Regions from separate parts of the Mus musculus genome. Here region 2 is linked to region 1. Evidence: chromatin loops called from intact Hi-C (ENCODE). Cell type or tissue: left cerebral cortex. All regions are shown on one strand. Links, peaks and the distances in the headings refer to the core of each region. The heading gives the core; the rest is flanking DNA.

Region 1 (4,384 bases), core at 287-4,286:
AGTTGGAAAGAAGGCTTTGCAGACAAAGTTGGCTTTAAATCACAGCTCCATCCCTTTCCAAGTTGTCACCTGGAATAAAGTCTCGTGTTCTCAGAGCTTCGGTTTCTCAGTAAAACGGGGCATCACGCCACCCTGGTGTCATAGATGACATGGGCACACAGCTCACAGAGGCCAAAGGGACATACACCGGTTGTGGCCATTAACGGCCAGTTCCGAGCAGGGGATTGGCCTCGGTTGGTGGGGTGTCTGACTAGAGGCAGCGTGCGGGATGTTCTGGATCAGTCCCTGAGGACTCATAATTCAGTCATTGGCAGCATATGCCTATAATCCCAGCATTTGTGAGGTAGAAAGCAGAGACTTCATGGTCATCCTCAGCTACAGATAACCGAGGCTGAGACCCTGGCTTGGGCTCCATCTCCCCCAAGCCCCTTCTTTCTGGGAGGTCTTTCCTGTCCTTGCAAGGTCCTCTTGTAACCTCCCCCCTTCCAGCCCCACTGAGATCCCAGTAGGTGAGGCTGCCTCTGTCAGGGGCTCCAGTTTCTCACTGTGGCACAGCTTCATCCCCGTAGCCCCAACATTCTCCCTCAGCTCATCGGGAACCCTGATGTTACCCAGCCAACAGCTGGGGAGTAGACTCCCCCGGAGGCTTTCTCTCTGGGACTGCCAGCGCTCCACCTGTAGCTCTGAAGGACAGGCTTGCTGCCAGCACCATCTGCCTGAGGGACAAGCTGTTCAACGGAGTGAGAGTTGGCTCTGGGGAAGACGGACTTTGAATGCTCTCTGTCACAGCCTGAGATTCAAACCCAGCCTCTCTGGCACAGCCACAGGGAACTCCGGGTGGCTGAGTAACTCCTCCGTGGGCTCTCAGGATAGGGGCAGTTAGGCCAAGATTCAAACCAGCTGTCACTCTGAGGCCTACGTTGGCTTCCATTGAGTCAAAATTACAGTTCAGAAATCAGATTTTCTTTTTCATCCTCTCATTCTATCCCATACAACATCTACTGGCTTCTTTTTCTTCTTTATTACATGCAGTTATCATGTGCATGTATGTACATGTTTGCATGTATTGAGTATGGGTATGCACACACACCACAGCACACATGTGGAGATCAGGGCAGCTTTGGGAAGTCAGTAAGTTGCCTCCTACCATGTGGGTCCCAGGAAGCGAATTCAGGTTGTCAGGTGTAGCAGCAAGCACCTAGACCCAGTGCGCCATCTTGCCAGCCAGAAACTGGATATTTTATCAGTCTACTTATCCCAGCCCAGCAAGCTCGAGCTGCCACAAGCTCCCTTTCCTTCTGGTTCTGTATGGAACAAAGCCAGTGCAGTTGACAGACTGAGAATCTGAATTCCTTTTTCTGTTACTGTAACAAAACACCCAAAGAAAGGTGATTTGTGGGCTGGAGAGATGGCTCAGTGGTTAAGAGCACTGACTGTTCTCCCAGAGGTCCTGAGTTCAATTCCCAGCAACCACATGGTGGCTCACAACCATCTGTAATGGGATCAGATGCCCTCTTCTGGTGCATCTGAAGACAGGGACAGTGTGCTCACATACTTGAAGTAAGTAAATAAATCTTAAGAAAGAAAGAAGAAAAGAAAGGAAAAGTGATTTGTTTGTTTTATAGTCTTGGAAGATAAAAGTCCAAGACTAGGCGACTCCATCCCTTTGGCCTCTCATGAGGCCTCTGGTGGCAGAGGGCACCACACTGGCAGGAATAAATGCAGAAGCTTGCATGCTTTCACTTCGACACATGATGTCTTCAGAGTACCACGCAGGAAGGTCTTTGCTGTCCCCACATGTGAGCTGTGCACTCTTGGACTTCTCCACCTCCAGAACCAAGAGCCGCATAAACCTCTTCTTTATAAGTTACCCAGTCTCTGGGCTTTCGTTATAGCAACAGCGACAAAATAAGTAAATAAACAGCCAGACACTGAGAACAGTTTAAGAAAAATGAACTCAAACAGGGATATGGGAAGTTACTTACTTTAAATTTGGAAGGAAAAGTCTTTCTAGGGCACTGACGTCTCTGAGATGTTAACCAAAAGAAGAAAGCTGAGCACAAGGCCAGAAGAGGAACACGTGGGGAAATGGGAAGGCAGGACCTGAGGCAAGAACACGCCCCTATTTTCATCTTGTCACACCAAAGTGGCATGGAGTCTCAGATCCTGTGACTTGGATGGGGTTGCTGGAGCCAGCAGCAGCATCTGTGCAAGCAACTTAGAAACTCTGAGGTTCAGCCAACTCCAGATCCACCCACCCAGGAGCCGCCCCTTAGCAGACAGCCTGATAAGCATCCTGTAAGAAAATTAGACATGCTCTGGCCCCCACCCACAACATGCTTGTGGAGTGAATGAATGAATGAATGAATAAACGAAGGAACAAACGTTTTGCATAGCATGTTTCCCATTCTAACCCCTTTCAACAACTCGACTTCCAAGGTCCCCTGTGCCAGACAAGGAAGGGTATCAATTTGAAATGCATAAAGCAGCTGACTGACAGCTGTCAGGAGGGGAGAAAAAGGTGGGCCTCCTCCAGGATCAGATGGCCCCTCAGCTGCTCAGCACCCAAGAGCTCGCAGCCTGAGCAGTTCCATCCCTCACAGCTTCCCCACAGCCTCCCATGAAGCTTCAGATTCCATTACTAGTCCCTAAATGGCTATCAACCCCACACAGCTTGGTTAAAAATACTTTTCACACTTGTTAGGCCTCTCCACCGTCAGATCTCTTCGAGGAATCTGACAGCTGTGATTAGCAGAATATGTAAATCCTGCCTCCTCAGAGCCTGTCTGCATGGAGCCACACAGCACAGGCCAGGGAGGAGGAGGAGGGTGAGAAGTTCGTTGCTCCTGCAAGACACAGAATTGATAGAATCTGGGCATCCCGGCTACAAGAGCAGCAGAGACTTCTAGCTCCTGAAGCTGCACTCCTCGTTCTGCACGCTTCTGAAGTCAGGCAAGCACAGGATGCACGGGCGGGAACAGCCTGCCTCTCAGCACCTCACCCTTACAATCACACCACTCCACTAGAAGACCTTGACCTTGGCGTGGGGTCTAAGAGCCTTCATCCTGATCGTGCACTTCCTCTGGGAAATCCTATTTGTAAAACAGGGAAGTCCATGCCCAGCCTGGGAAGACAGACTTCAGAAGAGCAACTCACACTGCGGAGCTGGAGTAGGCAGCCTTTGAAATAAGACCAGAGCCTGGAAGCTGCTAAGAAATAGGGTAGAGATTGTCTCAACAGGGTTCCATGGACACTCTCTTTCTTTCTCTTCTCCAGACTGTCAGAAAGAAGAAATTGGAGAAGCAAGGCCTGGTAAAGACTTACGGGGAGCTAAACTGCAGTCAGACAGCTACCATAAAAGATGCCAGCCTCCCTAATGGGGAACTATGAGGGCAAGGTGTGAAGTGTGTGCACACCACACACACACACACACACACACACACACACACACCACACCACACCACAAATACACACACACCACACACACATATACTCACATACAGTCACACACACCACACCACAAATACACACACAACACATACACATATACACCCACATACAGGCAAACACACCAAATCACAAATACACACACACCACACCACACCACACCACACCACACCACACCACACACACACAATGGTCCAAAGATTCCAGCCTCACAATGATAAATACCTTCTCAATGCTTTATGAACAGTATTCCATTCCAGCTATGACTGCTCGACACCAAGGGTGACAGACAACGACCTGAGGTCCAGTTTTACCCTGTTGTTATGCAAACAGGACTCCTAGACAACAACCTTCCATGTTTGCTTCCAGCTTCACCGCTCCCACCTCCAACCAGAGAAAGCACAGAGCTGTCCATCATGAACACCAGCTCTAGCGGAGCATCCCCCTCCCCTTCAGTTTTCTCTCTTCAGCATCTTCGTCCTTCATTGTGTTTGTGAGGGTGCGGAACCCATCGATCACTTCTTTGGTTTTTTTCAGGAAATGAAAATCAAGTAGAAATTTTGCAAAGCTCTGGATGATGCTGAGGCTTCCAAGCATCCTTCAGGACAGCCCCTCCCCTGAGATGCAAGCCCCAATTTCCATGTCGAGAAAGCCATGGAGACAGGCTGGGCTATGAGCAGTCCTAGAAGCACATGCAGAGGGATGGAAGACCTTTAGAGAGAGGTTACACATCCTCTCAAGGCTCTCACTCTGGCTACGACCAGTCCCCCCCACTCCCACCTCACCCCTGGGCACCCAGGTGAAATGGCACGGCCCAGGTCACACTTGGGCACCTGTGTTTGCATTTCTGAATGCTTGCTGCAATCCTATTCTGCCAAGCTGCACATAGTCCCTTCTTCCCGCCCCCTTTATCACTGCAGCTGGTACCTCCTGTTTG
Region 2 (4,384 bases), core at 251-4,250, 61 kb after region 1:
CTGCTGCTACCAATCTCAGGTCTGTAGTCACTCGCTAATTGCAGGCTCTCTGCATGCAGGGACCAACTCTCATTGCGACAGGTCTCTCCTGCCTGATAAATGTCTGGTGGAGAAACACTTGCATGCTGGCTGGGTGGGGTGGGCTGGTGTCAGTCTTTCGGTACGACATGAACGGCAAGTATTTGCTGTGATTATGACTGGGTCGCATAGAGACGGGTGTGTATGCTGAGAAGTGCTAACAAAGTGAGACCTGCTTCGGGAAGAAGGCAGGGAGAGTCTACCTATCTCGAATCTACCTACATTGATTGTAGGAAACAGTGCTTTTAGCTAAACCTGCATTCTTATGAAAAAGAAAAACTGGTTTTTTTTTTTCTTTAGAACTCCAGAACATAAAAACAAAACAAAACAAAACAAAACAAAACAAGGAGCTGCTGTGGTGAGAGACTGCAGGAGCCTCTCTTCCTCCCCCTCTGGCCTTCAGCTATGAGCTCCAAAATGCTTTGTTGTGTCTATCAGTTAATACCAGTGCGGGATCGCTCATAAGAAGGCAGCAGTTGGGCCAGAACCCAGGTTCCCTGAATACCCTACCCTACTGCCCTTTCTGCCTAACTGCCCTGCCTTCCTGCCAGGTTTTATAGATGAGGCAACACTCTGTGTATTGGGCACAACTCCTCATTCACTCCTTGACCTTCCAATGAATGGCAACACCCTTCACGTCTTGTGCAGGAAGGCCCTTCCGATGGGCCCATATTTATTTTTAAAAATTCAATGTGGTTTCTATAGTCACAGGAAACAAAATTTCCTCCAAAGTATGACAGGGGAGAGCCTACTTGCCCTCTGAGTGAAGTGGACAGAGAGGATCCCGCTAAAAGCTTGCTTGCTGCCCCTTGCTGACTCTTCTTGCAATGCTGAGGATCAAACCCAAAGCCCTGTGCATGCTGGGAAAGCATCCTAGCCCAAAGCTCCATCCCTGGCCCCTCAGCTAGGATTTTAAGCCCACAAGCTGTCTTTAGGAGGGTGCCTCACACTCATTGAACAAAAGCTGTTTTGTTCCAAGTGACTACAAGATTACCTGCTCGGTTTCTGGTTTCAAATCTGCACTTCCGATTGCAAACAACAAAATTACACTTAGAGCTCTTCACCAGATAGAATCTCAGCTCTTAAAGAACTTCGAAATCTATTTCTTACATCTTTAAAATAACCTCCGGTCCCATACTTCCAAATGTAAGTATTCCCTTAATGAAACCTTCCAGATTTCAAAGCCCCAAGTTCAAGTATAAACTCAAAGCCCTGTTTCTGTCTGTCCACAAACAAGTCCCCTTCTAAACCTGGTGCCCACCAGTGATGATGTTGTATTACTTTAAAAAAAAAATATATATATATATATATATTTAGTATACATGAGTACACCGCTGCTGTCTTCAGACACACCAGAGGAGGGCATCAGAACCCACTACAGATGGTTGTGAGCCACCATGTGGTTGCTGGGAATTGTACGCAGGACCTCTGGAAGAGCAGCCAGTGCTCTTAACTGCTGAGCCATCCCTCCAGCCCATGTTGTATTACTTTTTAAAAAGTAAGTCTCTGGGGATCCAGGGAGATGACTCAGTTGGTTAAGAATTTAACAAGCAAACCTGAAGACCTCAGTTTGATCCCTAGAGCCCCCCCCACACACACACACACACAAGTTGGGTGTGGTGTGCTTATAATCTCAGCACTGGGGAGGCAGAGACAGGTGGACCCCCAGGGGTCACTACCTAACCTACTCAATGAGCTCCATTAGTTAGAGACCCTCTTTTTAAAATACAGTGGGTGGTACCTGAGGAACAACCACTGCTAACCACGGGTCTCCATGTGAGTGTGCACACATACCAGCACATACAAGAACACACACACACATATCAGAAAAGAATCCTTAGGGATGCTTCCTTCTGTGGTGGTGAGGTGGCTATGTCAAAGAGGAAGCTGAGAAGGAAGACACAGAGGGCAGTACTCTACAGCGGGGGTAGGAAGACCAGACCCTCCGTGCATGGGCACCTCAAATGAGGGAGGAGGCCTTTGCCCCAATTCTGTACCATGCCTACCCGGGCAGCCCATAGCTGCAACCTGAGCCTAGATATACTGAGAGCTGGGCACAGTGCACAGTTCTCTAGGGATGAGGCACACTCCCCCTCCCTCCTGCCACTCCTCCAGAGGCCCTCTGAGAGTGAACCTGGGGCACCATTAGCAACTGAGAGAGTGAAACTTAACCTCCCAGGCCTATAATTTTTGCAAACAGTGAGTTTTGAATCCAGCCAAAGAGAGCTTTTAAGCTACTTCTTACTTTGAACGTTCGTGAATAACCTTCCCTCCCACCAAATGATAACAGAAACGATTCCAAAAATGGCCCCAAGATCACTTTGAGAAAGTAGGCCTTTAAATTCTGGCTTTGTGCTAAAACAAGAGAGTTTAAATTAAGCTTAAATTTCATCTTCTGGAAAACAAAACCCTAAACCTTCTATAGCTTCCTAGTCTCAAGAACAGAATTTAAACTTGAGAACAAGAGATAATGAGGTGACAGCCAGCACTCCTGTCCATACTCCAGCCTCCGAGGCCCAGTGACGCAACTGCTTCTCTCTCAGTCTCTGAGCCTGGAAATTCTTCCCTTGTTGATTGATGCTACAATCAAAATCAACCACACTATTCTCTCGCTCTCTCCGTTGGTTCTCCATAACCCCATCGTGTCTGGCCCCCTAAACCAGTCCATCGTGCATATTTCTGTCCATCTCGGTACAACACATCTTCCTGGGGCCAGGCTTTGTGCTGGGGCATCATAAAGGAAACATAAGTCTCTCCAAGGGTGCCCTGTCTTGCTGCCTCTTCTAGAGATGGGTTGGAACGGTGCAGTTTGCTAGGATCCCTGAACAAGGCAAGCCCCGGGAGTTCACCAATGAACTACCTAGAAGCTTGCACTAAGTAGAGTTAGTTCACCAATGAACTAACTAGGTACCTTTCAGGCTCAAGTGGCTTAGGCACACACATATAGTTCTCCAGCCAGCTTCTCTTACTCAATACCTCCCCAAGGATGGAGCTCAAACCCAAGAGAGAACATCAATTCACAAAAGGGGTGGGGGGAACACCAGGAACATTTCCCCCATCTTTTCAGCTACTCTAACAGGGTCCAGCAGCCACTACTCACAGAGGTGACTGAGCACTGGAAAGGGGCTACACTGAACAGACAGACAAGTGCCAAGGACACACTGGAATTCTGAAGACAGTGATAACAAATAGAAAAGATTATAACTCCTTTTTCTTTTTGTGCGACAGGATCTCACGTAGCCCAAGCTGACCTAGAATTCATTATGTAGTCAAATGGCTTAGTTACTTGTCGTTGTCATAAAGCATTTAAAGCTATATAAAGCATTTAATTTGGGGGCTTATGATTCCCGGGGTTTTGAGGCTACGACCATCATGGTAGGGAGAATGGCATGATGTAGGCAGTGGTTCTAATGCTAAGGTCCTGTTCTCCAATTGGTTCTTGATTGATCAATAAAGATGCCAGGGGTCAATTACTGGGCAGAAGGAAAAAGACGGGACTTCTGGTCCCCACAGGCAGGCTAAGAGACACAGGAGCAGGAGAGAGATTTTCACCATGCTTTGGAGGGAAAAAGTGACCAGCCATGTGAGACCTTGGGCTGAGCAGTCATAGGTCGCTTCCCCGGGTGGGAGATTAGAAACGCAACTAAGCTGAGGACAGTTTTGGGTTGCTGAACAAGTAGAAGGTAGCTGAGCAACTAAAGTTGAGGGCAGATTTAGTGTGCTGAGCTGAGAGTATTGGGAAGGGTAAGCTAGCCTCAGGAGATTAGAAGTGTCCAGCAATTGAGTCAAAAAGGCAGGTTGAAAGATAAGCTCGTGTGTGTGCGTGCATGTGTGTGCGTGCATGCGCACACGCGTGTGAGTGTGAGTGTGCGGGTGTGTTTCATTCATGGATCCAAGGGAACCTGGACTGGGCTGGGAGCAAATTTCACCTGGAGCTTAAAGTGGGGTAGCAAAAACTACACACAAAAGCATCAGGCAGGCGGGCCTGGCGCTGGAGCTGCAGCTGAGAGCTCACCTCTAATCCACAAGCAGGAGGCAGAGAGAAAGAGCTAACTGGGAATGGTATGGGGTTTTGAAACTACAAGCCTACCTTGAGACACACCTCCTCCAACATACCACACCTCCTAGTCCCTACCAAACAGTTTCACTAAACTTAGATCATTCAAAACTGCACCTTCAGGGCCATTCCCATTCAAACCACCACTGAAGAATGACCTTGTACTTCTAATCCCCCTGTCTCCATTTCTCAAGTGCTAGAATTATTCATGAGCACCACATACCTCACTCTAGCCTAAGGTGGTCTGGA

The links. Hi-C counts contacts between places; a loop is a spot of excess contacts. Peaks named below come from ENCODE experiments on the same cell type or tissue, not always from the same donor. Only the 100,000 strongest peaks of a DNase experiment are listed, where the experiment ranks them.
Region 2: a loop joins it to region 1, with 2.3 times the contacts of the local background. A loop is called at or near these places in 2 of 42 quality-filtered maps.

The regions. Positions count from the first base shown.
Region 1 is chr10:83,058,858-83,063,241 of GRCm38, reverse strand. All of the region lies in intron 1 of Chst11 (carbohydrate sulfotransferase 11), which reads right to left. Among named protein-coding and RNA genes, the nearest start is that of Chst11, 76 kb to the right of the region's middle. In left cerebral cortex, for the core only: no CTCF peak of the experiment used is centred there; DNase peaks (open chromatin) are centred at 713, 2,246 and 2,748.
Region 2 is chr10:82,998,134-83,002,517 of GRCm38, reverse strand. All of the region lies in intron 1 of Chst11 (carbohydrate sulfotransferase 11), which reads right to left. Among named protein-coding and RNA genes, the nearest start is that of Chst11, 15 kb to the right of the region's middle. In left cerebral cortex, for the core only: no CTCF peak of the experiment used is centred there; DNase peaks (open chromatin) are centred at 2,392 and 2,549.